6 separate regions of the Mus musculus genome follow, and all the other regions are linked to region 4. A link is a loop called in an ENCODE intact Hi-C map of the cell type or tissue named here. Cell type or tissue: heart. All regions are shown on one strand. Region 1 overlaps Myo7a (myosin VIIA). Region 2 holds the start of Pak1 (p21 (RAC1) activated kinase 1). Region 3 holds the start of Myo7a (myosin VIIA). Region 4 has its middle 7.5 kb from the start of Aqp11. Region 5 overlaps Myo7a (myosin VIIA). Region 6 overlaps Myo7a (myosin VIIA).

Region 1 (4,000 bases), 330 kb before region 4:
GGGCAAGAGGTCTAAACGCACATGTGTTATCTTCTTGTGATAAAAAGATGGCAACTTGAAATTTTGCCGGTTCATGAACTCTCCAGATTGAGAAGTTACTGAATGAGACAGTCCTGCCTCTTACCTGGGACTGTCCTCATAGAGGAGGAGCACTGTGTGTGTGTGTGTGTGTGTGTGTGTGTGTGTGTGTGTGCGTGTGTGTCCTGGGTGGGTAAGCCCTCTTGGACCTCCCACAGAGGAAAATGCTGTTAAGAGAAGATGTTTTCATCTTAGTGCAAAGTGACCCATGTACTGAGCATTCACAAGCTGGAGAACTGTGTTTCAGAGTAAGGGTCCCTGCTCACTGGCCCTGACACCCTCCCAGGTGCCTGCTCTGTTTCTGCCATGTCAGCCACTATTACAGAAACTGTCCCTGACTGTGGGGGTCCCTTGCTTGGGCTATATGGTTGACCTGGAGCTAGGCAGGGTGGACATCAGGGGCTGTGACCTTTGAACTTGCATTAGGATATAGGTCACTTTGTGGATGGTGGACCTCACCTGACCCATGCCTTATTCCTGGTGACCCCCAAATCTAAAGCAAGACCCTCTGCTCAGCCTCTTTATCCAGTCTGTCTCTGTCTCCTGGGAAGCCTTAGGCTGGCTGGTCAGAAGAGCTGTGGTGTGGAAGGGTGGCTGGGTGTCACTCTGAGGTATTGTCCCCACTTAGGGACGAGATTTACTGCCAGATCAGTAAGCAGCTCACACACAACCCATCCAAGAGCAGCTATGCCAGGGGCTGGATCCTCGTGTCGCTCTGTGTGGGCTGCTTCGCCCCCTCTGAGAAGTTCGTTAAGGTAGGGGGATGGTCTGGGGTGGGGAGGAGGGTGCAGGGCCCCTCTATGCTGGGACACAACATGCATGTGGCATGTGCTTTCTGGTGCCCCACAAATAGTCCTCATGTGGGACTCTGGGACTTCTCGAGTTCTGGAATCCCATACTCCCAGAGCCTCTCTCAGGTCCTTGATGGTCTCACACATGCCCAGCCCCTTCCTCCCAGGTCCCTTTTGCCCAGGGGACCAGCACTTGGCTTTGTCAGTATCATTCTACAGAGGTCAAGTGTGATAAGGATATACGCACTGAACATATCTTGGAACAGGCACTTTGATATCACTCTGTGCCAGGCTCTGGGTACTAGTTGGGTGCCATGAGGGGGAGGGAGTGGGGGAGACCAAATGGGGCCCTGAAAGGTAGCAGCAGCTGCAACAGAGAGGGCAGAGGTCGAATGTGAGGGTGAGGAGATTATCTGGCCTTGCTGCCAAGCTGCAGGGCATACACTTGATTCTAGGGGTAGCAGGAGTAGGCCTAGAAAGGGGGGCTCTAGGTGTCCCGGCTGAAGCAGCCAGTCCCGGGTGTGCCTGGAGAGACTGCAGGCTGCTGCAGCAGCTAGGGTGGAGACTGCCTCACTGAGTTCTCTGTCTGCAGTACCTGCGGAACTTCATCCACGGAGGCCCACCTGGCTATGCTCCTTACTGTGAGGAGCGCCTGAGGAGGACCTTTGTCAACGGAACTCGGACACAGCCACCCAGCTGGCTGGAGCTGCAGGTCAGCAAGGCTCACACAGCATGCCTCGGAAGTACCCTTTCATGCTGGATTGCAGGAGTCCTTGGGTTCTGGAATCTCAACACCCCCCCCCCCCCCCCCCAGAATATGAAAGTCCCAAGTGTGATTGGATCTTTCTGCCTGTCTTATGCCCATGGGCCTTAGTCAAGGCCATGCTCCTGCGGTGGTTTCCTACTAGGCTTGGGTCCTTGGCACAAGACATCGAAATGTCCCCTCAGAGTGGATACCTGTGACAGATCCAGGTGGTGTCCCAGTGGGATGCTGGTAGTATGGGGGTCAGCTCTTGCCCCATAGGCAGCCAGACCAGAGAGAGTGAAAAGACCACAGACCCTCTTGGTCACTTTCAGGCCACCAAGTCCAAGAAGCCCATCATGTTGCCCGTGACCTTCATGGATGGGACCACCAAGACCCTGCTAACAGATTCAGCAACTACAGCCAGGGAGCTGTGCAATGCTCTGGCTGACAAGATCTCACTCAAGGACCGCTTTGGCTTCTCCCTCTACATCGCTCTGTTCGATAAGGTATGGTGGCCTAAGCCTAGCCCAGCCCAGTGCTGCCACCTGCTGGCTGAGGGGTTTGCATGCATGTGAGTCACTTAAGTTATGGGAAACAGGCTCTACAGAAATGGTGTCAAGCTCTCTGGCACCCGTGTACCCCATGATCAAAGGTCCAGAGCTCTCTCCAACCATGGGTGCCCAGGAGAAAGCCCTTCTCTTCCTACTTAGAAAAGAGGGCTGACAACTCTGCTCTCCAGGGTCACATCTGTGGCTGTGATGTGTAGAAGTCTGCTCAGCCACTAGTTCGCCCTTTCCACATCTTCTCCAGCTGTGTGAGTCTTCGGGTGTGAGTACACAGTCTTTCCTGCTGAGATAGGCCTGGAGTTTCCTCTGGCACTGGGAAGACCCATGGACAGGACCTTGCACTTGGTCATAGTTTGCCTGGAGCTTCCCTCATGAATTGGTGCCTCCAGTGATGGCTTGCTTAACTGTACCCCTTGCTCTGAGAAAAAAAGGACTCCCACATACACATACCTTGAAAGGCACTCACTGCATGCTACAAGCCGGCTCAGAGCCTGTCCCTGGGACCAGCCTCCCAGGGGACCTAGGACACACACTCCTCTGAACCTCAGGGCTATCTGTGCTCATGCAGTTGTCACAGTGGGTGACCCTTTGAAGTCCTTCTCTGACCCTGCCCTGCCTGTCCTCCCACTGTGCCGTCTCACAGGTGTCCTCCCTGGGCAGCGGCAGTGACCATGTCATGGATGCCATCTCTCAGTGTGAGCAGTACGCCAAGGAGCAGGGTGCTCAGGAGCGCAACGCCCCATGGAGGCTCTTCTTTAGAAAGGAGGTCTTCACACCCTGGCACAACCCCTCGGAGGACAACGTGGCCACGAACCTCATCTACCAGCAGGTGGTGCGAGGAGTCAAGTTTGGGGAGTACAGGTGTGAGAAGGTAAGTGGGGTGTGCAAGCCACAGGGAGGCCATGGCCACAGGCTAAGGGCTGTTGTCAGTTGGCTGGCGGTTGGACACTTTCTGGGTTTCTTGTGGATTCAGTGCTTCTTAACCTCACACAAGCTGTGTGCAGTGGATGCTCAGAAAGCTATCCTGATTCCCCATGAGAAGGGGTTCATGCACTCTGCAGTGCACTGCGTGATACCAGTAGGGGTGATGGACATGTTTGTATGGTTCTTAGTCTAGGAACTGCTCTGAAGGAGAAGATCAGGATTTGCAGGGTCTGCATGCTATGAGCCGAGCCGGCTCAGAGCCTGTCCCTGGGATCAGCCTTCCAGGGGACCTAGGACACACACACTCTTCTGGGCCTCGGGGCTATCTGTGCTCATGCAGTTGTCACAGTGGGTGACCCTTTGAAGTCCTTCTCTGACCCTGTCTTTCCTCCCACGGGAACAGACTCGAGGGTCTTGTTTTTGAAGATAGTGGTGGTGCTTCCTGTACCTGTGGCTCTGTTAGTGATGGCAGGATAAAGATCGATGTGCTGTTGATTTTGAGGATGGTTGTTGTTGGTGATGATGGTGGTCCTGATGCTGCTGCTGATATTCATAGGTGTTGGTAGTGAAGGTGACATTAGTGATACTGGTAGTGCTGATAGTGATGATGTATATGCTGATAAGCTAATATTCCAACTGTTTTAGAGCCACCATACTGGCTACTAAAATTGGGAAACTTTTCCCACCAACTATAAAATAGCAGATGCTTACAAGGTCCCTGAGAGCCTCCTCTGTCACACTGCTGCTCTACAGAAACACCAAGAGCCCCAGGGGAGTTCTGCCCTGCATGCTGGGCACCAGGCCTCATCCAAGAAGAGCCCAGCCCATGCCAGACTCTCACCTGGCTCTCTGAAGTAGAGCCAGGTGGTTACCATGTCGACTCTTCCTGGGTAGAT
Region 2 (4,000 bases), 97 kb before region 4:
CCCTGGAAACTGGCTATCTCCCAGCCCTCATCTCAGTGAGGGGCTCTCAGGAAGGTCTCCTAGCTAGCTGTATTTGTACTTGTTCTCCAGCTCGAGCCTTCAAGCTCCTGACTTCCTACCATGATTTTTTCCTTCTGCCCACATTCTGCCTTGGTTCTCAAGGAAAAGGATGGGGAATAAACCCAGGAAAAATAACTACTTATTAGGAAGCCTCAAAACACAGCTTGAGGGCAGTAAGGAGACAGCCTGACACATAAGGAAAACAGAGCTTAGGTCCAAAACAAGGAAGCTAGAATGTTTGGACCTTACAAACATCACAGCAAAGGTCCCTCCAAGTCAGCAACTTACTACCAATGAGAAAGCACAATAAAAGATTCTAAAAGGAAAAGAGAAGAGAGCCTAACCAAGAAGAAGAGGACCCAGGGAAGAAATGAAAAAGGAAAACAGAAAAAAGAAACCATGGTTATGGAAGGAAAAGAGACAAGAAGTGGAAAGCGTGAAGACAAGGAAAGGAAGAAAGGAAACTGGTGAGATCAGAAAACAGGTGAGGGGCAGGCAAGGAAAGCCGACCAGCAGGAAGAGGAGGAAGAAAGGAAGAGCAGGAAGGCTTCCCAGAGGGAATGCATAGCTCCTCTGTAACCAAGATGAGAAAGGTCCAAAATAATCAGCATAGGTTAGTATTTGTATTTCTTGGTGCCAGATAATAAAGGAAGGAATTACAGTGATTAAGATATTACATAGTGTCAAGGTCTGTTATTTACTTAGCAGATCAATAACAGTGCACCAGAGAAGACAGCCTAGTTTATAGCAGTGATCTAAGTATCAAAGAATTGGCCAGTTCAGGAAAAAAAATTAGCATGCGTTCACCTGTTTCTTCTCAACCCCACACCCCACACTCAACATATCTACTCTTAGCCCCAACAGAAGCATTAGCACTTTATGAAGTCACTGGTTCTAAACAGACCGGCAAGATGCATATGGAAGGCTGGCTCCTCTGTCTCTACCTAGCTCACCTTTCCAAGGTAAATTTTACAGCCTAGGAAAGGCACAGTTACAGAATGCTAAGCCCTTCTCTTCAAATAAGGAAATTAAGGCTCATAGAGACTGCCTGACCAGGAACAGCTGCAGGGGTCTCCTATCTTCACTACATCTCCAACCAGAGAACAGTATTCCGGGTCCCAGGAAAACCGCAGCTAAACCAAGGCACAGAAAAGCATCACCCTGGCCACCATGCAGAAGCATGCTTACAAAGGAGTGGGGCCCCTGAGGCATGCAGTTCCCCAAAAAATCCAGCTTCCCCTTCATAACCTTCCCTAGCCAGATGCCTTATTCCAGCACAGGCCTAGCCCTGAGGGGCTTATCTCAATGTTACACCACCAGGCCCTTTCCTTATTAAGAATCCCTTAATATAAGTGAAATGTAATGTTCTCCCCATTCCCTTCCCCGGAAGGCAGAAAGACACCCGCTCCTTCTACCCCAGCTCTCAGTCTAGCTATGCCAGGCCCAGGGAAAGCCAGCATTACCTGGCGGTGGGTCCGGGGCCCAGCATCTCTGATGATCTTGTGTATCTGTCGCAGAGCCGCACCTCTCCCTGCTCAGCAGTTGGGACAAAGCCCGGGCTGAACCAGCCTGACAGGCTGGATTCGGCTAAGCGCCGCAGCGCAGCCACCCAGCTCCCAAGGCGCAGCACACTCAGGCCCACGTAGGGCGGCAGCAAAGACACAGAGGCTTAGTGAAGGGGCGGGGAGGGAGGGAGGAACAGAGAAAGGAAGGAAAGGAGGCGGGGAGAGCGCTGCCCCCGCCCCTTTTTTTCTGAAGAGGCGCTGAGGGGCGGGAAACAAATACATAACCAATGTTCTGATTGTCTCTGCTGTTCTCCCAACCCAGGCTCCAACAAGAGGTACCAGACAGGCTTTTTAGAGCAGTAGTTCTCAACCTTCCTAACACTGCGATTCTTTAATATAGTTCCTCACATTGTGGTGACCCCCAATCATAAAATTAATTTTGTTGCTATTTCATAATTTTGTAATTCTGTAATTTTGCTACTGCTATGAATTGTAATGTAAATATCTGACATTTCCAATGGTCTTAGGTGACCCCTGTGAAAGGGTAGTTCAACAACCCCTCAAGGGATCTGGACCTATAAGCTGAGAACAGCTGTTCTAGAGCCTGTGGGAGTCCTCTTGAACCCCGGAATCAAGACCTACTCAAATTAGATTCAAGATTCATTCAGACTAGAATGGAGAGGGGGAAATTATTCTTTTCTGCTGACTCTCTAAAATGTGTCCCATGAAAGATAATAAGGTGGTCCCTATACCAACCACCTCCTTTGAACAGAGAAAGTTCAGCAACAGCTACTATTTGTTAAGGGCTATTTACTATGTGTCCCCACACTTTACAAACCTATGTCTATTTCACAGAGTTATGAAGTAGGCCCTACACCACTCTCAGAATTTCTTTAGCACTTGTCAGATACCAGTCACTACAATAGAACTTGGAGCTGGATGACACATTAAAGAAACAACTCTGGTCTTCCCCATCCCAATAAACGGTGCTTCCTTAAGACTGAAATGTTAAAAAATGTACCTTCACATATTTCCTGTACACCCAGAAGTCAGTATCTCCCATCATCACTCACTACACTCACCCAACTCATCCCTTGCCCTTGAGGCGCATGACTGGAATCAAGTTATGCAGTTATCTCTTCCAGGCCATAACTAATGAGTTTAGAGGGTTTTAATTATTTGTTATGGGGTGAGGGTAGGTGGCACATATATACCATGGTATGCATGTAGAGATCAGAGGATAACTCATGAGAATCAATTTTCTACTTCTACCACATGTGTCCTAAGGTTCAAACTTGGGTTGTCTGGCTTAGTGCCAGAAATCTTTATGCACTGAGCCATCTCACAGGCTCAGAAGTTTAGATTCTGCTCTAAGGGTTCTGGGAAAAAACAGGATAACAACAATTGATGTTTTAAAAGATCCTTGATCAATGGAAAGAAGTATGGGCAAGTACACAGTTAAAGAGTTTTTTAGAGCTTCAGGCATCGGAAAGCAGAAACTGTACTAACTTAAACAAACGTCTAAGATGACAGTAAGTAACACATGCTGAAGATGCTGCTGGAAAGCAGCCCAGCAGAGCAGGTGTAAGACAGGAAGCAATGGATGAGAAAGCACAGTGACTGCTCCAGGGTTATACAACCAGCAAATGACGTAACCATGTATGTACTGCCGACTGAATCTTAAGCCTATGTTTCTTTTTAGTCCTCCTATTTATTTCTGTTTTGTTTACAACAGATAACTAACTGTTGGTCACCAAAGAGTCGGTGACCACCATGAAGCCTGACTTATACAACATGCAGCCATCTTTCCTGACAAATGTCTGCACTACCACTCATTGGCCCAAATTAGTCTAATGCAGAGGAAGAACTCTATATAAAAAGAACTCAGCTCTTTTATTATTTACCCTTCCTAAGCCCTGAATACTTACAGTATTTGGAAAAGGAGACATGAATTTCTACATTTGAGAACAAAACAAAACAAAAAAACTGGGCCCAGCAAGGTGGGACAGTAGGTAAAAGAACTGCCAAGCTGCCAAGACTGCTGACCTTAGTTCCATCTTTGTGACACAGGGTAGGGAGAACCAACTCCTCCTTCCTACATGTTTTTCTCTGTTTTCACATGCACACCGTGACACATGATTCATTCCCATTCTCCATCTTCCACCCCCTCACTCACACACACACACACACACACACACACACACACACACACGAGAGAGAGAGAGAGAGAGAGAGAGAGAGAGAGAGAGAGAGAGAGAGAGTGTCAGACAGACAGACAGGCAGGTAGGTAGGCAGACAGAATGCTCGAGAGATGGTTCAGCACTATAGCACTTGTTGCCTGGCTGGGTTCAGTCCCAAGCACGTACATGGTGGCTCAAAATCATTTGTAACTCCAGTTCCAGGAAATCTAACCTCCCTCTTATGATCTCTTTGTT
Region 3 (4,000 bases), 370 kb before region 4:
CCACTTCCGCTGTGTATCAGTCTATCATACACTCCGCACGGTCACATGATCACTTCACTTCTCGATGGCTATTGCAGACCAAGACTGCAGTCAAGAAGGGAGGGTGAGCCTCACGATCTTGGGTCTCAGGGCCTGACATAGGGGTCTTAGCTCAGCCATATCCCTCTGAGGCACAGGGCGAGCAGGGACCAAGTAGCAGACGAGTCGATGCTTCACCTGGCATCTAGCCACTGCCTCCCACTTCTAGCAGAACTGGGTCAGCAGCCCTGTTCTTGCTTCCTCTCTCTTAAGCTAGGCCAGGCTGGCTCCTGGCTGTGAAGGAACTTCCGGTCCCCAAGAAGCCTTGAAGACTGGACAAGGGAGGACAGGGTGGAGCAGGGATAGCCGTGGCTTCATTTATCGTTTGCACCCAGGAGGCCTTGTAGTCTTCCAATTGCAGGAGATCAGCCCTACAGTGTATTCTACGTGAACCAACAGGGCCTGGCCTTCACTCCTCCAGGCCACAATGCCCTGGGGTCAAGGGAAAGGAACTCTGTTATCTTCTCAGAATAAATATTACTGCCGCTCTAGAGGGATCTGTCTGTTTCATTTTTCCCGTACCCCGCACCCCCCCACACACAAGGGTAAAGACAGAGGGCACAATGGGTAGCTGACCTCTGGTCAGAAGGATGAGCAAGGAAGGCCTTGGGAATCACAGATAAAAGCTGGCCTTGCTGGTTACCTAGTGAGTCAGAGCCCAGCTCTGTGGAATCCTTCAGGTTCCCTGCTTCCAGTCAGTGTGGGGCTGGCTTTGCTGAGCTCTGCCCATCTCAGGCCCTGGGGACATGGGGGCACACAGTTCCTGCTCTGCAGCAGCCTTCCAGCAACTGGGGAAAATGTACAAATCATGTCTGATCGAAGTACTGTAGTGTCCTTGATAAGCAGTGTCCCTAGGAGCTGACTCTTAGTCTCTGAGTTCAAGATCTGTGCCCTGTTCTAGTGGAGAGGAGAGACTTACATGCAGGCCACAGACGGAGGTGGCAGAGCAGAGATCCTGGGAAGGTGCGGTAGCTAGAGCTAGGAATTTATGGGCAGGGCCACGGGTAGAAGCTGGGTCGGGTTGTGGAAAACGAAATGATGGAATACGACGATAGATTGGATTTGAAGGGGCGAGGGTTGTATGAACTAAGACCAGTTCTGCAGTGGTTCAGATGTGGTGCCCTTAAGAGGCTCAGGTGCCAGAAACCAGTGCCCCTTCTGGATAGGGCAGAAAACAGGCAGAACCTGGAGAGGTACGGTGGAGCATGAGGTGGTAAGGACACACACCATCTCAGGTGGTTTGTTTTGGGGAAAACAAGCATGGATTTCTAGGTTTCTCCGATCGGGTGACCTGCTTAGCCGAGTTTGGGTGCTGAGGAAATGTCTCCGTTATGGTTCTGAGACCACTTTCTCACCCACCCACTGCCTTCCCAGCATGCACCTCAGCCTCAACGAAGCACACCTGCCCCAGTTGCCGCCTTGTCGATTGGGCTCTGGATGCTCCAACCTGTGTCTCTCCCACTCTGTGTAGGCTCATGCTACTCACCTGACTCATAAGTATCAGTTTCGTAGGTGAAGGCTGCGTTGGGTGCAAGTCAACCTTGGACCCTGGTCTCACTGTGGCACCCTGGTATGAGGAAGTTGACCGGCTTTTCCTTAGTCTTGTAGCAGTTGGCTGTGCCCAGCAGGTGGCACCATTGCACCATTGATTCTCCCCACTCCATACCACTATAGATTCCACCCCACCCTATTCCCCTCCCCACCTTAACCCACCCACCCCCACCGAAAAGCAGCTTTCCTGAGTAGATGTCCCAGCTGGCAAGTGTGGGCAGAAGAAGGGGCCAGGTCTCAGGAGGAGGAGGAGGAGGAGGAGGAGGAGGAAGAGGAAGAGGAGTCCTTCAGCCTCCTTCCTCATCTACCATGATGAGTATTTGTGTCCTGTTCATTCCCACCCACTCCCTTTTTTAAATCACACATTTAAATCACACACACACACACACACACACACACACACACACACACACACACACACCGGGTAAGTCTGTCCTGCGTGAGGTGGCTCCTACTCAGGTGGCTTTGCAAACTGTCTGGATAACAGCACACTCAAGACTCCTAGGACAGGCTGTGGGGGCCAGTTGTAGAGCCTGGGGGTGGGGTGCATCTTGGGGAGTCCTGGTTTGGATGTTGTGTCCAGCCAAGGCTCCAGGTATTGCCAAGCCTGCTCATTTATATGGTCTCTAGTAGTGCCCTGACGAGGGAAGCTGGGTGAGCAGGGGAGGCTACTGGGAACTGAGACCCAGCAAAATCATGAGGAAGATGGGACGTGATCAGGTGTCCTAACCATGCAGAGATGGCAGGTAGTAACACATGTGACAAGAGACCCTGAGGTCCTGATGGTTGGCCCCAGGCCCGAGGTTCCCACTGGCCAGCAGTGCCCCCTGGAGCTTCTATGCCTTGCATCCCTGCTGGTTAGCTTTACACAGCACCTTGGGCAACCTCTAGACGTTAGTCAGCAGCCCCAGCACAGCCCGCCCCTCATGCTGATGTCACCACATCCAGACCTTCGAGGCCCCCAGGGCTCCGCCTCCTGGGAGAAGGCTTTGGAGGGAGAGGGCGGGTGGCAGTGCAGGCTGGACAGCTGCCCTGAACAGAAAGAAAGAGTGACCCAGGGAGACAAGAAACAGAGTAGCCCAAGGGAAGCCCACAGCAGCAGCAGATCAAGGCTCAAGCTGGAGCTGAAAATTTGCAGGCTCCAGCCTCAGCTTCCAGAGTCCTCCTGACCTGTGACCCCTGGCTCCTGGCTGGGAGGTGGTGACTCGGAGGGTGTGGATAAAACCCAGGTAAGGATGGGCTGCCCTGGCTGGAACTTTTGGACTGGGGAGGAGTTACAGGCTGGGGCCTCCTCTGGAGCCTCTGCCCTTAGGTTCCTGGGACTGGACTCCCCTGAACCTACAGGGGCCTTGCCACCATAGGCATGGAAAGAAAATGCCCCGAGCCGTGCACATGGAGGCTTATGCCCTAGATGAGGGAATAGCTGAAGAGCACAGGGCCTGTGGAGTTGTTTCCGGGTTGGAGCTGGGTCAGGGGTATCCAGAGGCAGGGGTGAAAGATGGGAGTGGAGGCTGGGGGGGCAAGTGTGGATGCCTCTCTCTGCTTGGTCTTTTGGTCATCTCCCTGATAATCTATCTCTCCTTGCACACGTTGTTTCTTCTTTGTGTGCCTTACATTCTCTATCCGTGACCCAAGAACATGAAGGTTACCATCTGGGGTTGCCCAGGGGTCAAGGTAAAATCAGTTGTGGGTCTAGGGAAAAAAACAAAACAAAACAAAAAACTATGGTTCTTTGTTCTCAATTTGAAAAGCAACAGTCTTACACACTAGTCTAGTCTGGGATGGAGAGGTAGAGCCTCATGCATGGGGTAGAAGAGACCTGAGCTTTTCCATGGGTCTTCAGCTCTACCCTCCAAGTCTACAGTCCCAGTCTGTCCTGCAGCCTTGTACCAGCATGAGTGAGGCAGGGGCCAGGCAGCCTCTTCAGACGCCAGCTCTCATAACTACTGCTGCTGCCTTTGGGATTATCCCCCTGCCAGGACCCCAGCGTGGTGTAGGTCTCCCGAAGGACCATATGCCCATAGAGACCCAGGGCGTGGGGTCAGGGCTCAGGTGTCAGGCAGTGTCGTGGGCAGAGGATCAGATGTCCCAGTGCCTCTGAATGGACCCTTGTGAAAACTTAATGCTCACTCGAGGGGCAGGCCAGGCAGGGATGGAGGGGCCTCACACCAAGACCTATGGGCTGGGGCTGCTTCTGGTGACCACACTCGAGGCAGCAAATCCATCTCGAGCCTATTCCTGGGTCCAGCTCTGTGCTGGATGAGGTAAGAGATGAGGGCCACGAACAGGTGTTAGATCATTCTGCCATGTGTCCTAAAACTCCTAAAGCAGTCCTGAACCAGGAGCAGAGTCCAAATCTTACTTAGTGCCA
Region 4 (4,000 bases):
CTAAAACTATTATTTCATTATGTTCATTATGTTTTTATGTGTATGGGTATTTGCCTGCATATATGTCTTGTGTATCAGATGTGTGCCTGGTGCCCTTGGAGGCCAGAAGAGGGCATCTGACCTCTTGAAACTGGAATTACAGATAATTGTGAGCCGTCATGTGAGTTCTGGGAATCAACCCCAAATCCTCTGTAAGAGCAGCCATTGCTCTTAACTGCTGAGTTCTCTCTCCACTGAATGCAGGCACCTCCTTATCTCTGAGTTATGACTGGTTCTGTAAGATGGGGAAGGTGGATGGTGGTGAATACAGCCCAAAAGCCTGGGTTTTCAGAGTCGGCCTTCATCCAGCACTGTACTGGCTTCTCTGGCTGGAACTCGGCTAGCCTCCTGGATTCTCTGAACAGTGGCTTCTGCCTCTTGCTTCACCTTTGACCTTCCTCTGCTTTCCACAGGGCCCTCACACCTCCCATGAATGCTGATATATTCAAGTAACGTGTTCTGTGGTTTACTCAGTGTTTGGCACATGATAAGCACTGGAGTCACAGCTTGTACTGCTGTGGGTTAGACAACAGATGGACCTGGCCTGGAGGCTCAGCAGAGAACCAGGGACTGCTCTGTGCACTAAGTCAGCCCAAGGCTTTGAGTCGGCCATTTTTGTTTGCATTCTTAATTTTGTGTCACTGGATAAACTGTGTCCATCCTTTGAGCCTCCTCAGCATGTCAGGATAGAAGAATATTCCTCTATCCTGCATTCATAGTAGAGCCATCTAGGGAAGTAGTTCTCACCCTGTGGGTCTCGACCCCTCTGGATTTCCATACCATACATCCTACGTATCAGATATTTACATTATGGTTCACAACAGTAGCAAAATTACACTTATGAAGTAGCCGGAAGTAGCCACAGAAATAATTTTGTGGTGGGGGTGTGTGTCACCATAATATTAAAGGGTTACAACTCCAAGGAAGAAAGGAAACATAGCTCATAGCTTATATACATAAGGCCACAGCTTCCATCCCAGCACCTAAGAACCAAAACAAAAAGCTAAGAATTCTCTCACACCCCATACCCACTAAATCAGAGCCTCTGGGACTGGGACCAGATAAATTGCAGGTTTTTTTTAAAGCTTCCCACGTGATTCCAAAGTACATCCAAGGTTGAGGAACAATAGATGGGCTAATCGTTGAGGCTCTCAAATGATAGAAAAAAAAAACCCCAATAAACAAAAATCACATGAGTAATTACTAAAGATGCAGCCATTGCTCGTTGAGTAATAAGACAAATACTGCATCAAGAGTTCTGAGTGCGGTGTGCAACATGCCCAATTAACCTAGGGAATTGAGAGTGTGGCTGTATATGTGTGTGCACGCACACATGCGCACACTGTAGTGCGCCTGTGGAGAGCCGAGAACAGCTCCATGGAGTCTGTTCTCTCCTTTCACCTGATGAGCACTCAGGAGATCAAATTCAGGTGGCCAGTCTTTGAGGTAAGCAGCTTCCCGGGGAACCCCTGTCCCAAGGGGTGTGCGGGAGCTCTGGGCGTTCAGGCCTCCATCGTGTCCTGAGCGGAGAGTCAGTGGCCATGGCTTATTCTGTGTCAGTCTCTCATGACATTGAAAGACATTTGTGTTTTGTTTACTCCTGCTTGCTTGGTGTCAAATGTCAAGATGCTAAAACTTACAACAGTGTCAACTATTTCTGTGAACTGTTTCAGACCAACTAGTTCTGGTAAAAAAAAAAAAAAATCAAAGATAGACTATAACTGATAAATTTTTAGCATTGTTTTTGTTTTGGCTTTTTAAAAAAACATTTATATTTATTTATGGTATGTGTTAGTGTGCTTGCCTATCTGTCTGTCTGAGTGCATGTAAGGGGGGTGGGAGGGCTGGGGGGCAGTCAGCTACCAGAAGAGAGTGTTGGATTCCCTGCAGCTGGTGTTACAGGCGATTGTGAGATGCCTAGTGTGGGTGCAAGGAGCCAGACTCCGGTCTCTGCGAGAGAACCACACGAACGCTCTTAACTGTTGAGCCAGCGGTTCTCTGCCTTGCTTTGGCAGGGTCTTGTTGTGTGTCCCTGGATGGCCTGGAATTCATTATGTAGACCAGGATGACCTTGTGGCATATCTTTGACCTCTGCCTTCTGAATGCTGGAGTTACAGCATTGTATCCCGTTTATTTACTACATTTATACTGGAAAAAAAAAACAAAGCAAACAAACAAAAAAACAAACAAAAAAAACCTGTGTGGCCACTGAAGGAATGAGTGTGTGTGCTGCCACCTTGTGGTAGAATGTGCCACACACAGTCCTACCTAAGAAGGCTGGCTGGTAATTGGCCCTGGGGCCTGACCATGTTTCTGTGGCCTCTGTATCCTTAGCACCCGTTTTGTTTTTCCTAATACGAAGCAAAAGGAATTGATATCAGTAGCATGAGAAAGACAAGATATCAAGACTCAACTCTAATGCAATACAGCTTTGTTCCCTTTCCTTGTGTTTACTGATGGCCCGTGCCCATTGTCAAGGTACTATACTATCCACGGTAAAAAGTGTGTGTGCGAGTGCGTGCATGCGTGCGTGTGCGTGTTCGTGTATTCAAGGGCACTCACGTCACAGCACATGTGTGGAGGTTAAAGAACAACTCTCTTGAGTCATTTCTCTCCTCTCAGTTTACGTGGATTATAGGGATCAACTAGGGTCACCAGCTTACCAATTTTGATACAAGCCTTTTACCCATTGAGCCATCTTGTAGGCCCTGAGGTTTTTGTTTGTTTGTTTGTTTGTTTGTTTTTATTTTGTTTTAATGGGGACAATACTTACCTCATGGTATTGTGTGGTGGTTTTGTTTGTTTTTCTTTTTGAAGTGCCGTGGGTCACACCCAGGGCCTTATGTGTGTTGGGCAAATGTTTTACCACTGAGCTGTACCCCAACCCTCACGGGGTTGTTATAAAGGTAGAAGACATAGCTAAATTCTGGAAAGTTGTTAGCATGTGATAAATGTGACCAGGGATGATTCAGACCTTGCTGCCACTGTGAATGAGACCACCTGGATGGTTCTATTGTTCTGTCACCTGCCACTGCTCTTCTCTAAGACACCGCTTCTGCTGAGAGGTTGAACCTGTCTTCCTGAGAGAGCTGACAGCCTGTGGAACTGGCGACCTAATGCTAACAGCTCTGGCAGACTAGTGCTAACAACTTAGCAACAAAGCATCAAGAAGCCTGGCTTGGCAGGGAGATGGGCCTCCTCCCTTTATAAGCACAGACTCTTAGTAATTATTGGGCCTTGATCTGAAATCTCAGGAACCCAGTTCGTGTGGCCGAGGGCGGCTACAACCTGTACTGTCACAGCACTGACGTGAACACCTCCCACTGGGCTTTGCTGTGCTGTCCCAGTGCATAGGGCACTGTGTGTCCGTTCCCCAGGTTCTGCTCATGTCCCATCTCTGACCGTTTCCTGCATTCCCTGGTGGACCACCAGACCTCTTCTCTCTGCCTCAGTGTCCCCTGTACTTTTCCTTGTTCTTCTCCACCTACCCTCCTCCTCCCAGTCGCCACTCCCTTAGCCTGAGAGTCCCCTCACAAACTTCGGTGTCAGCATTTTCCTTACCTTCTTGGTTTCCACATGACCGTACAACAGCACCAACACAAACCGAAGTCACTCTTTAGCTGCGACAGTAGTCAGCTTAAAGAACAAAACATAAGAGCCCCCCCACCCCCCCGCGCGCTCTCCCTGAAATCTTAATGGTATCTCTTCCCTGTCCCTCAGGGGCCCTTTTTGCTGTTGTTGTCACTGTAATTTTACATGTTGTTGTTTGAGACAGGTTCTCAATATGACCCCTTGGCCAGCCTTGAGCTTGCAAGATCCACTTTGCTGCCTCTGGAGTGCTACTAACTTGGCCTCTTTTGTACTCTATTTTAACTTTCTGATCTGTCTTCTATAGTATAAAAGAACAAAGAAGGTCTTTGATGTTGTTTCACTAAAGCTAAGATGTCTTAGTTATTAATGT
Region 5 (4,000 bases), 340 kb before region 4:
TAGCTATAGCTCTTCCCTCGGGTGTACACCTACAGTGCATGCTTACAGAAACCTAAGCCCCACTGCTTGGGCAAGTCCTGAGTTCTCATCCTTTGACTCTTGTGCCTGCTGCCCCAGGGCAGTTCAGGGCATCATGACCTGCCCTAACCTACTGACATAGGGGTCAATGGAGCAGAGGTAGGCCATCTTTCCAGGCATGGCTGTACCTGAATGAGTGTCTCATCCCAGTCAGGTCCACAGGACAGCTGCTCTCTTCTGCTCATTGGCAGATACTGACACCATGGTGACATCTGCCTTCCCTCAGACCCTCTCTGTGCCCTCTGCACATTGGCCTTTGAACTTTTTTGGCTTCAATCTTTGCTTCATCCCTGAACATCCACTGATGATTCAGGAATCGGTAATCACCAGGAAGGATGCTTTCCCTTGAATAAAACAGAGCCAGATGAGAACCTGTATGGCTGAGGCAGGGAGAGCAAATCCCGCACACCCCTTCACCTACTCAGCCATTCACTCTTTCAGTCTACAAATGCGTATTGAGTGCCTTCCATATGCCGCATACTGCCTAAGTCGCAGGACACAGCAACAAACAAGTGGAAACCAAGCCAAACCAAACCCCGTAGTTAGTCTAGTGTTCCAGCAGAGGGTTAGTGAGAGATCCAGTAAATTACTAAATCATGCAGTGTTATGGGGGGAGGGCATGGATCGGGATGAGGCCGGGGGTGGGGTGGGGTGGGGTCAGTGGTAGGCCCTGTGATTGTACATGAGGCACAGGACAGGCATTACTGGACAATTGGTAGGAACTGGAAACACTACCCCTCCCCAAGATGGGCTTTGCAAGGAGAGGGATGGGCATGTGCAAAAGTTCCAAGTGTGCTCCAGGCAGAACCAGGAGGCTGGAGTCCCAGGAAGGGTGCAAGCCCATGGTGGGAGCCAGAGGCTCCTGGAGTAGATTCTGTGGCTGTCATGGATCCTAGTAGGGACCTTGACTTTCCCCGGAATGAACTGATGTCACTGGACGGTCCTGAGTGGGGAGGGATGTGGCTGGTTTCCTTACCCTGGCCCCCAGCTGCTTTGTAAATAGGGTTGTAGAATGCCTGACATGGTGGTAGGGCAGGAGTCCAGTGCAAAGGCCAAAATGTGGAAAGGAGAAAGATAGGCTGAGGCAGGACCCAGCCGTGGCAGCTGTAGGTAGCATCAGATTCTGGGAAGGACCTGTTGGCTTGTCCCATATAAGAGAAGGGTCATGAGGAAAGTTCCTAAGGACTTGACTTGAACAGCTGGAAGGGGACAGTCTGCGCACCATAGAGGACACCGGGAAGCTGTGCAGTCATACCCCAGGTGACCGAGGAGTTTATGTATGTCCTGGTGCACATAGGCCCTGGTGACACAGAAGTAAGTGAGGCAGACCTGATCTCATGAGGCCCCAACAGGGAGGACAGACAGAAGGGAGCAACTTCAAGATGACAGACTCTTGAAGGGTGTGTGCCCTGTCCGGTGTCGTGTGTGTTATGCTTGTGCATGCAGGGGTGTGTGCTGTGAGGGAGGTGTGTCGTGTGCTCTTTCTTAGTGTATGTATGTCATGTATATGCATGAGTGCTTCAGGGTGTGCTTGCTGTGTGTCGATGTCATGGGGAGCGAGCATGATGCATGTATGCACAGAGTATGCATGCCACATGTACTTTACAGGATATGTTCAGAAAGTGTGCTGAGTGTTGTGCTCTTACCATGTTTGTGTCATATGTGTGCATTTATTCTGGATGGCATGCATGCTGTGTGTGAATTATATGCATTTTCATGTGGAGTATGCATTCTGTGAGTGATTTGTGTGGTATATGCATGCCTGGTGTGGACAGGTCATGTCTGCTATATGGTATGAATGCTGTATGCACGCTACACATGTGCATGTAGTGCTTGTGTTATGTACTGCATGTATAGCATCTGCATGCCCAGGTGTCACCTGTGTGCATAATACCATATGATGCATATATGTGTGTTATGTATATGTGTGTGTGTGTGGCATGTGTGTATGTTCTGTGTGGGACTGTGTGCATGGTGAGATGTGTACACTGGGAGTATGTATGCTATGTGCTGTGTGTGCTCTGTTTTAAACTACACGCTCAGTGTGTATGTGCTGTTGCTGAATCAAGAATCCTGAAAAGGCAGGACAAATATTAACCTAGCCCTAGATCCCCAGAACGAAATTTTGAATGTTCTTCAGTGGAACTTGAGATGAAAAGTACTTCTTGTTTCAGAACCAAAACATTTGCTTTCCTACAGGGCTGACTAGCATAGCTCCTGGATTTAGTGTGAGTTAAGCACCTTTATCTTCCAAATACCCCATACACGTGCTCTGCACTCCAGATTTTAAAGTATTTATTTTATGTGTGTGTGCCCAGCGTATATAAATGCAGCACAGGTATGCAGGACTCCTCAGAAGTCAGCAGAGGGCACCAGATGCTCTGGTGCTGGTGTTACAGGCTGTGAGCTGCTAGCAAGAGCAGTAGACTCTTCTCTCTGTTCAGCCATCTCTCCAGCTCCCTGCACTCCATACTTTTGATGCTAAAGGGCAGGATTGAATTATAGCTCTAAAAATATAAAAGCTTACAACAAAATCAAGTTTACTAGTGAGTTTTCACACAAAAATGGCCAGGAAAATAGTATGTAGTAGTACCGTGTTCTCTCTAATCTGAGTTCTGCAATGTTCTAGAAGGTTCGTTTCCTGTTTTCTTGACCTCAGCTCTTCCCGAGTCCCCTTTATCCCTGTTATTTCCCAATGTTCTGAGAAGACAACATATAGGCAGGGGTGCAGAGAGCCTGGGTGGCTCACGCAGCAGCTGGGAGCACAAAAATCTGTCTTTGCAGGCTTGTCCAGGTCACCCACACTGCCCCAGCCTGATCACTAATCCTATAAGCAGAGGAGGGGAGGTCATGAGCTGTGCTGTTACCTCCAAGGTTCTCAGGGGGTGCAGTGCCCACCCCAGGTGGCCGCTTACTGCACTTGGACTCTCCACCTGTCCCATCAGGCGGGTAGATGGCAATGTTTTCACTTAGGAAACAGTACAGACTCAGCACCCTTTATTGGTCAGCTTAGGCCATACATGGGGCTTGAATTTAGGTTTGCCTAACTCCTGTCACTAAGATGACCTCAGTATCTTGAGGACACTAAGTGTGAACCCCTTTACACAGAGAGGCACTGATGTTGGCCCAGAGTCTCCCAGCTGATAGTGGGGGGTCTAGACGACACTATTGGAGCTCCCTGTAGTGGGTGTCTGAGGTCCAAGCTCCAGCCCAGACCAGGGGTGTCACAGGAGATCCCCAACTACCCCTTGACTGACCTTGGTGACCTTCCCTGGTGCTCTCCTCCCTCCAGGACAGCTGTTGGAGGGTGGGAGGGGGAAGAGGTGGCCCCTCCCATCACTGTCTGTCTGTCCTCTGCCACAGGGTGCCGAGACCAGGAAGCGCTCGCCTACACTCAGCAGCCAGTTCAAGCGGTCTCTGGAGCTGCTGATGCGCACACTGGGCGCCTGCCAGCCCTTCTTTGTGCGTTGTATCAAACCCAATGAGTTCAAGAAGCCCATGGTGAGCCTCAGAGGGGATGTGGTGGGCAGGGGTGGAGGGTGGGAAGGGAGGGGGCAAAATGGATGAGGTAGGTGGGCAGTGGAAAGAAAGCCTTGTTCTCTCTGGAGACTAAAGGGCTTGTCAAGTTGCTGAGGGCATAGGGGCTCCACAGTCACCTTAACCTTGGCTTTGCTATCTCCCAGCTGGGCGGTTGTACCTAAGTCAGACACTGCCCTGTGCCTCGGTGTCCTTGAGAATGAAAACTCCCCAGAGACCATGCCTGAAGATTGTAGAGTGCCTGTTAAGTGCTTAGTAAATACAAGTGTGGCTCGTGCTGGGGCCCCTCCCTTGAAAGCTCTCTTCCTCTCAATTCAGGGCCCACCTCCTCCATGAAGTCCTTCTGGACTCCTTTGCCTGAAGGTCCCTCTTTTTTTTTTTACTA
Region 6 (4,000 bases), 360 kb before region 4:
CTCTCACTGACACGGTGGCCTGAGAGGAGGGACCTGGGCAGTCACATCTGCTTTGGCAGAGCTCAGTAGAGTGTTCAGAAAGGCTCTCGGGAGAACACTGCAGGGCCAAGGAAGCTCTGGTCTTCCTGCCTTTGCACAATGCATTCCTGTGCCTGCCAGGAAACCCCACCTCCCTCCACAGAACGCCTGTCCTCTTTCCCAGACAGCTCTTTCCCAGATGTCCCCCACCTACACACCCACCCGGTCCTCAGAACTGTCTGTGGCATTTCTATGTACCTTGCTGTCTTGCCCTCTCTCCCTACCTCCTTTTCTCTGTCTTTCTTCTGTGTCTCTGCCCTTTTTGTCTCTGTCAGTCTTCAGACACTTCCTGTCTTTTTCGCTGTCTCTGTCACTCTGTCCTTCAGAACCAATGCTCCCATACTAGGCTTGTTACACTTTGGCCTCTGCTGTGGGCTGTGGACCTTGACCAGAGAGCCGCTACCCTCAGCAGGACATCCTCCCACATAGGAGGTGGAGCTGTTCGGCTGCACTTCTTAACCTGGCCTGTCATTTAACATTGAGTCTGACTGCCACTGTGTAGCCAGGTCCCACTTCTCCGATATGTGTCGTGAAGAGAACACTCGTGGTCTTTGGAACCTGGTGGCTCAGGGTGTCCAACCCATACCTGGCCGAGTGTATCCCAGGCCCCAATGACCTGCACACCTGACAGGATTCTCCAGAGGCGATAACTTTCCCCTCCCCCTCTCCGGGACAGAAGCACTATTATCTTTGCTGTTTGTGGACTAGGCCCTAGCGGCCCAGGAAGGAGGTGTGAGGAGCCAGGAAGGTGGTGTAAACTGCTTGGCCTCTGTCCTGTCTCCCCCTCCCCCAGCTCCATAGAATTCACCAGCCAGGCCTGTGAAAGACACCCTGGTGGGGCCAGATTCCCATTGCAATTGCTCTTGCCAACCCCTTACCCACACCCTCCTGGAAGGACTGTTTTTGCTGGGCCCTCAGCCTGGCCTTCTTTCCTCACTTCTTATAGAAACTTTCTCTTCATTCAGGTCTCAGCTTAAATGCTCCCTCCTTGGAGCAACAGTCCTCAGTATCTGCCCACAGTAGCTCTGTTGAGTTAACTGACCTATTTTGGAAGGAATTATGGATCAGAGGGTGGGGCAAAAGGCAGTAAAGAGCTGCCCAGAGGCCCGGTCCTCTGGTTCCATGCAGGGGCCAGGGACAGGCAAAGGAAAATTTCCAAATGGATCAGCTTTTATCAGAGCGTTTGGGAGAGAGGAATGTTCCACATGGTGCTCGAAGTGTAGACAGGTCCTTGACGTCACTGCTGGGCCCCTGGTGCATTGGGAACGGCTGGGTGAGGGCCTGGAGTGGATTAAGTTTTCCTGCTGGAGTGCCATGGAATGCTAGGGAGGCAGGAGCAGGGCTCTGGCTGCCCCTTCTGAGCAGATGGGTGAGCTACCTCTTCACCCCTAGAAGCAGGGGCTGAGCTGAAGCCAGAGGAGAGGAAAAGTGTGGACCAGCGTGTGGCTGTCATGGCAGCAGCCATTAGAGAGTGGGATGGCCAAAGTCACGTGACCAGATCTGTCAGGAACAGCCTGGGACTGAAGCCAGATTCCTCCTAGGGACTCCCGTTGGAGCTGGCGACATCTAAGAACAGCTAGAGGAGATACAAGTTTGCAGGGTCTTGACAGGTGTGTTACATCTATTAGCAGACCTATGGATTTGGGAGGCTGGAGCAGAGAGGTTCCCTCTATCGGCAGAAACCATGTTTATTTTTGGCTCAAGGTGAGGGAAAGAGAGTGTGGGTGGGTTGGAGCCATAGCCGGGACCACAGGTCAGAGTCTGGTGATATGAAAAGGCTCTTGACCCCAGCGATCCCAGGAAATTGAGGCTCTATTCTCCAGAGGGAAGAATTCAAGACCTTCCTAGATGCCCTCGTCTGCCATCTGGTGGCTGCAGAGATTACTGCAAGAAAGTGAAGCACGCGCGCGCGTGCGTGCGTGCGTGCGTGCGTGCGTGCGTGCGTGCGTGCGTGCGTGTGTGTGTGTGTGTGTGTGTGTGTGTGTGTGTGTGAGAGAGAGAGAGAGAGAGAGAGAGAGAGAGAGAGAGAGAGAGAGAGAGATTATTGTAATTCCCACCTAGCTCACAGGTCCAGAAAGTCTCCCCTCTCCAGCTTCATATTGTTTACCAGCCAGGTCTGTGACGAACACTCTGGGGCCAGATGCCCATTGCTACGGTCCCTGCCCAGCCCTCACAAGCCACACTCACACAGCCTGGCCCCTGGCCTGGCCTTCCCTCTTCACTTCTTACAGAAAGTTTCTCTTCAGTCAGGTCTCTGCTAGTTCTCAGCACCTCCCCACAGCAGCTCTGAACAACTCCCTGACCATATTGCTTTATGTATTTGTTTACTGATGCCTGGATGTGAAACCGAGCCCTTCACATTTGAGTTACTGTGCTTCCATCTCTACCTCTCAAAGTGACTGGGGGACCTGAGGCCCTTAATGATAACCACTGGTGGAGGGCAACATCTTGGCCTTGCTCCCCTTATGTGTCTGTGGGATGTCTTGATGGGAAGAGACCAGTAAAATCCCCAGATTCAAGCCAGTCAGAACAGACACATCCTCTGCCCAGCCTGGGCTCAGGAGCAGCAGCTGACATGAAGCGCTATGCCCCCTGCAGGAACACTGGATATCCCCTCAGAATGCCACGCACATCAAGCCAATGCACCCCACATCGGTGCACGGCGTGGAGGACATGATCCGCCTGGGGGATCTCAACGAGGCAGGCATCCTTCGAAACCTTCTCATTCGCTACCGGGACCACCTCATCTATGTGAGTACTACCCATGGCTACTCCTGTGCCGCACCCAGAGGTCCATACTCCTGGGACTTCATCAGCTGTGTTGTGGGTGCTCCATTTGAGGCCCCTCCCCTCCCTGGGTCCAGGCTCTGGGCTCTTTAGATCTAAGTCTGGGGCAGGAGTTGTTTATGGGCCTCAGAGGCTTGGGAACTGAAGGCCAGGTTGCTAGGGACAGGCTTAGCATTTTTCCAGTTAGGGAGCTGGGGGCTGTTACCCTGAAGCCTCAAGACCAGTGGAGGCAAGCTAAGAAGTATGAGTCCTTAGGAAGGAAAAAGGACCACAGACTCTCATTAGAACCAACCAGATCATCTTCCCTATGGAAACACCACTGGATCTTAGTGGAATGCAGAAAAGTGCTTCCATAGAGAAAATAATAAATTTGATCTCACCCAGCTGGGACATCAGGGACAAAGGTGCTTATGCCAGGCAGGACACACGCCCTGAAGACCTTTAGCAAACTGACTTCACCAAACCCAAAGCTTTTTACAATTATTGAGGAAACCAAAGACTTCTGCTTATTTGGATCATAAGATGATATTTATGGTATTAGAAATTAAAAAAGAAAGCTTAAGACATTTATTCATCAAAAATGGCAGGCTAGGTGTATCTAGAAAGCAATGTGACCAGATCTCATATCTGGAGTTGCAGCAACTTGTAACTCTGCAAAGATAGGAATCTTCTTGGCATTGGCCTCCTACTGATGAAAAGGGCCTTGTTCTGAGAATTATTTTTAAAATGAACTATTTATCGTATGTGCTTATGTGCGTGTGGGCTAGAGCCGCCACATGTGGAGGGCTGAGAATGGCTTTTGGGGGCCATCTCTCTCCTTTCACTGTGTTTTGAGGCAGGGTTTCTCTTGTCACTGTCCTGCATGCTCTATGCTAGCTGGCTTGAGAGCTTCCAGCCAACTCTCTTGTAGGAGTGCTGGGATTTCAGATGCGTCAAAGTTTTTACACAGGTTCTGGGACTCAAACTCTGGCCAACAGGCCTACACAATAAGAGCCTTAACCTCTCGGACAGTCTTGCTGGCCCTTTATGGTTAAGTTTTACCCAGATGTGTGTATTATAAATTGTAGATTTCCTTCTGACTGATTGCAATGGGACCTTCCTCACTGTGCCACAGGGGAAAGACTGTGTGTACTCG

What was found. Peaks named below come from ENCODE experiments on the same cell type or tissue, not always from the same donor. Only the 100,000 strongest peaks of a DNase experiment are listed, where the experiment ranks them.
Region 1: it touches region 4 in a loop (2.7-fold over the local background); 12 of 42 quality-filtered maps call a loop at or near these places.
Region 2: it touches region 4 in a loop (9-fold over the local background); 30 of 42 quality-filtered maps call a loop at or near these places.
Region 3: it touches region 4 in a loop (10-fold over the local background); 33 of 42 quality-filtered maps call a loop at or near these places.
Region 5: it touches region 4 in a loop (4-fold over the local background); 13 of 42 quality-filtered maps call a loop at or near these places.
Region 6: it touches region 4 in a loop (5-fold over the local background); 21 of 42 quality-filtered maps call a loop at or near these places.

The regions. Positions count from the first base shown.
Region 1 is chr7:98,069,953-98,073,952 of GRCm38, reverse strand. Myo7a (myosin VIIA) reads left to right here. Exons shown (of 49, transcript NM_008663.2): 28 at 707-833; 29 at 1,462-1,581; 30 at 1,947-2,120; 31 at 2,824-3,051. Among named protein-coding and RNA genes, the nearest start is that of Myo7a, 48 kb to the left of the region's middle. In heart, no CTCF peak of the experiment used is centred here; a DNase peak (open chromatin) is centred at 2,162.
Region 2 is chr7:97,840,665-97,844,664 of GRCm38, reverse strand. Pak1 (p21 (RAC1) activated kinase 1) reads right to left here and starts at 1,726. Exons shown (of 15, transcript NM_011035.2): 1 at 1,524-1,726. In heart, no CTCF peak of the experiment used is centred here; a DNase peak (open chromatin) is centred at 1,644; H3K4me3 peaks cover 978 bases; H3K27ac peaks cover 716 bases.
Region 3 is chr7:98,118,134-98,122,133 of GRCm38, reverse strand. It overlaps Myo7a (myosin VIIA), which reads left to right and starts at 2,641. Exons shown (of 49, transcript NM_008663.2): 1 at 2,641-2,858. Capn5 (calpain 5) reads left to right here. Exons shown (of 13, transcript NM_007602.4): 13 at 1-575. In heart, a CTCF peak has its summit at 1,674 (motif pointing right); DNase peaks (open chromatin) are centred at 149, 1,693, 2,233 and 2,583; H3K4me3 peaks cover 742 bases; H3K27ac peaks cover 1,626 bases; H3K27me3 peaks cover 490 bases.
Region 4 is chr7:97,743,777-97,747,776 of GRCm38, reverse strand. No RefSeq gene overlaps it. Among named protein-coding and RNA genes, the nearest start is that of Aqp11, 7.5 kb to the right of the region's middle. In heart, a CTCF peak has its summit at 2,285 (motif pointing left); no DNase peak of the experiment used is centred here; H3K27ac peaks cover 499 bases.
Region 5 is chr7:98,084,963-98,088,962 of GRCm38, reverse strand. Myo7a (myosin VIIA) reads left to right here. Exons shown (of 49, transcript NM_008663.2): 16 at 3,442-3,579. Among named protein-coding and RNA genes, the nearest start is that of Myo7a, 33 kb to the left of the region's middle. In heart, a CTCF peak has its summit at 2,423 (motif pointing right); a DNase peak (open chromatin) is centred at 3,442; H3K4me3 peaks cover 526 bases; H3K27ac peaks cover 1,039 bases.
Region 6 is chr7:98,101,379-98,105,378 of GRCm38, reverse strand. It overlaps Myo7a (myosin VIIA), which reads left to right. Exons shown (of 49, transcript NM_008663.2): 4 at 2,677-2,829. Among named protein-coding and RNA genes, the nearest start is that of Myo7a, 16 kb to the left of the region's middle. In heart, a CTCF peak has its summit at 1,914 (motif pointing left); DNase peaks (open chromatin) are centred at 88, 718, 1,528, 2,298 and 1 weaker place; H3K4me3 peaks cover 603 bases; H3K27ac peaks cover 2,751 bases.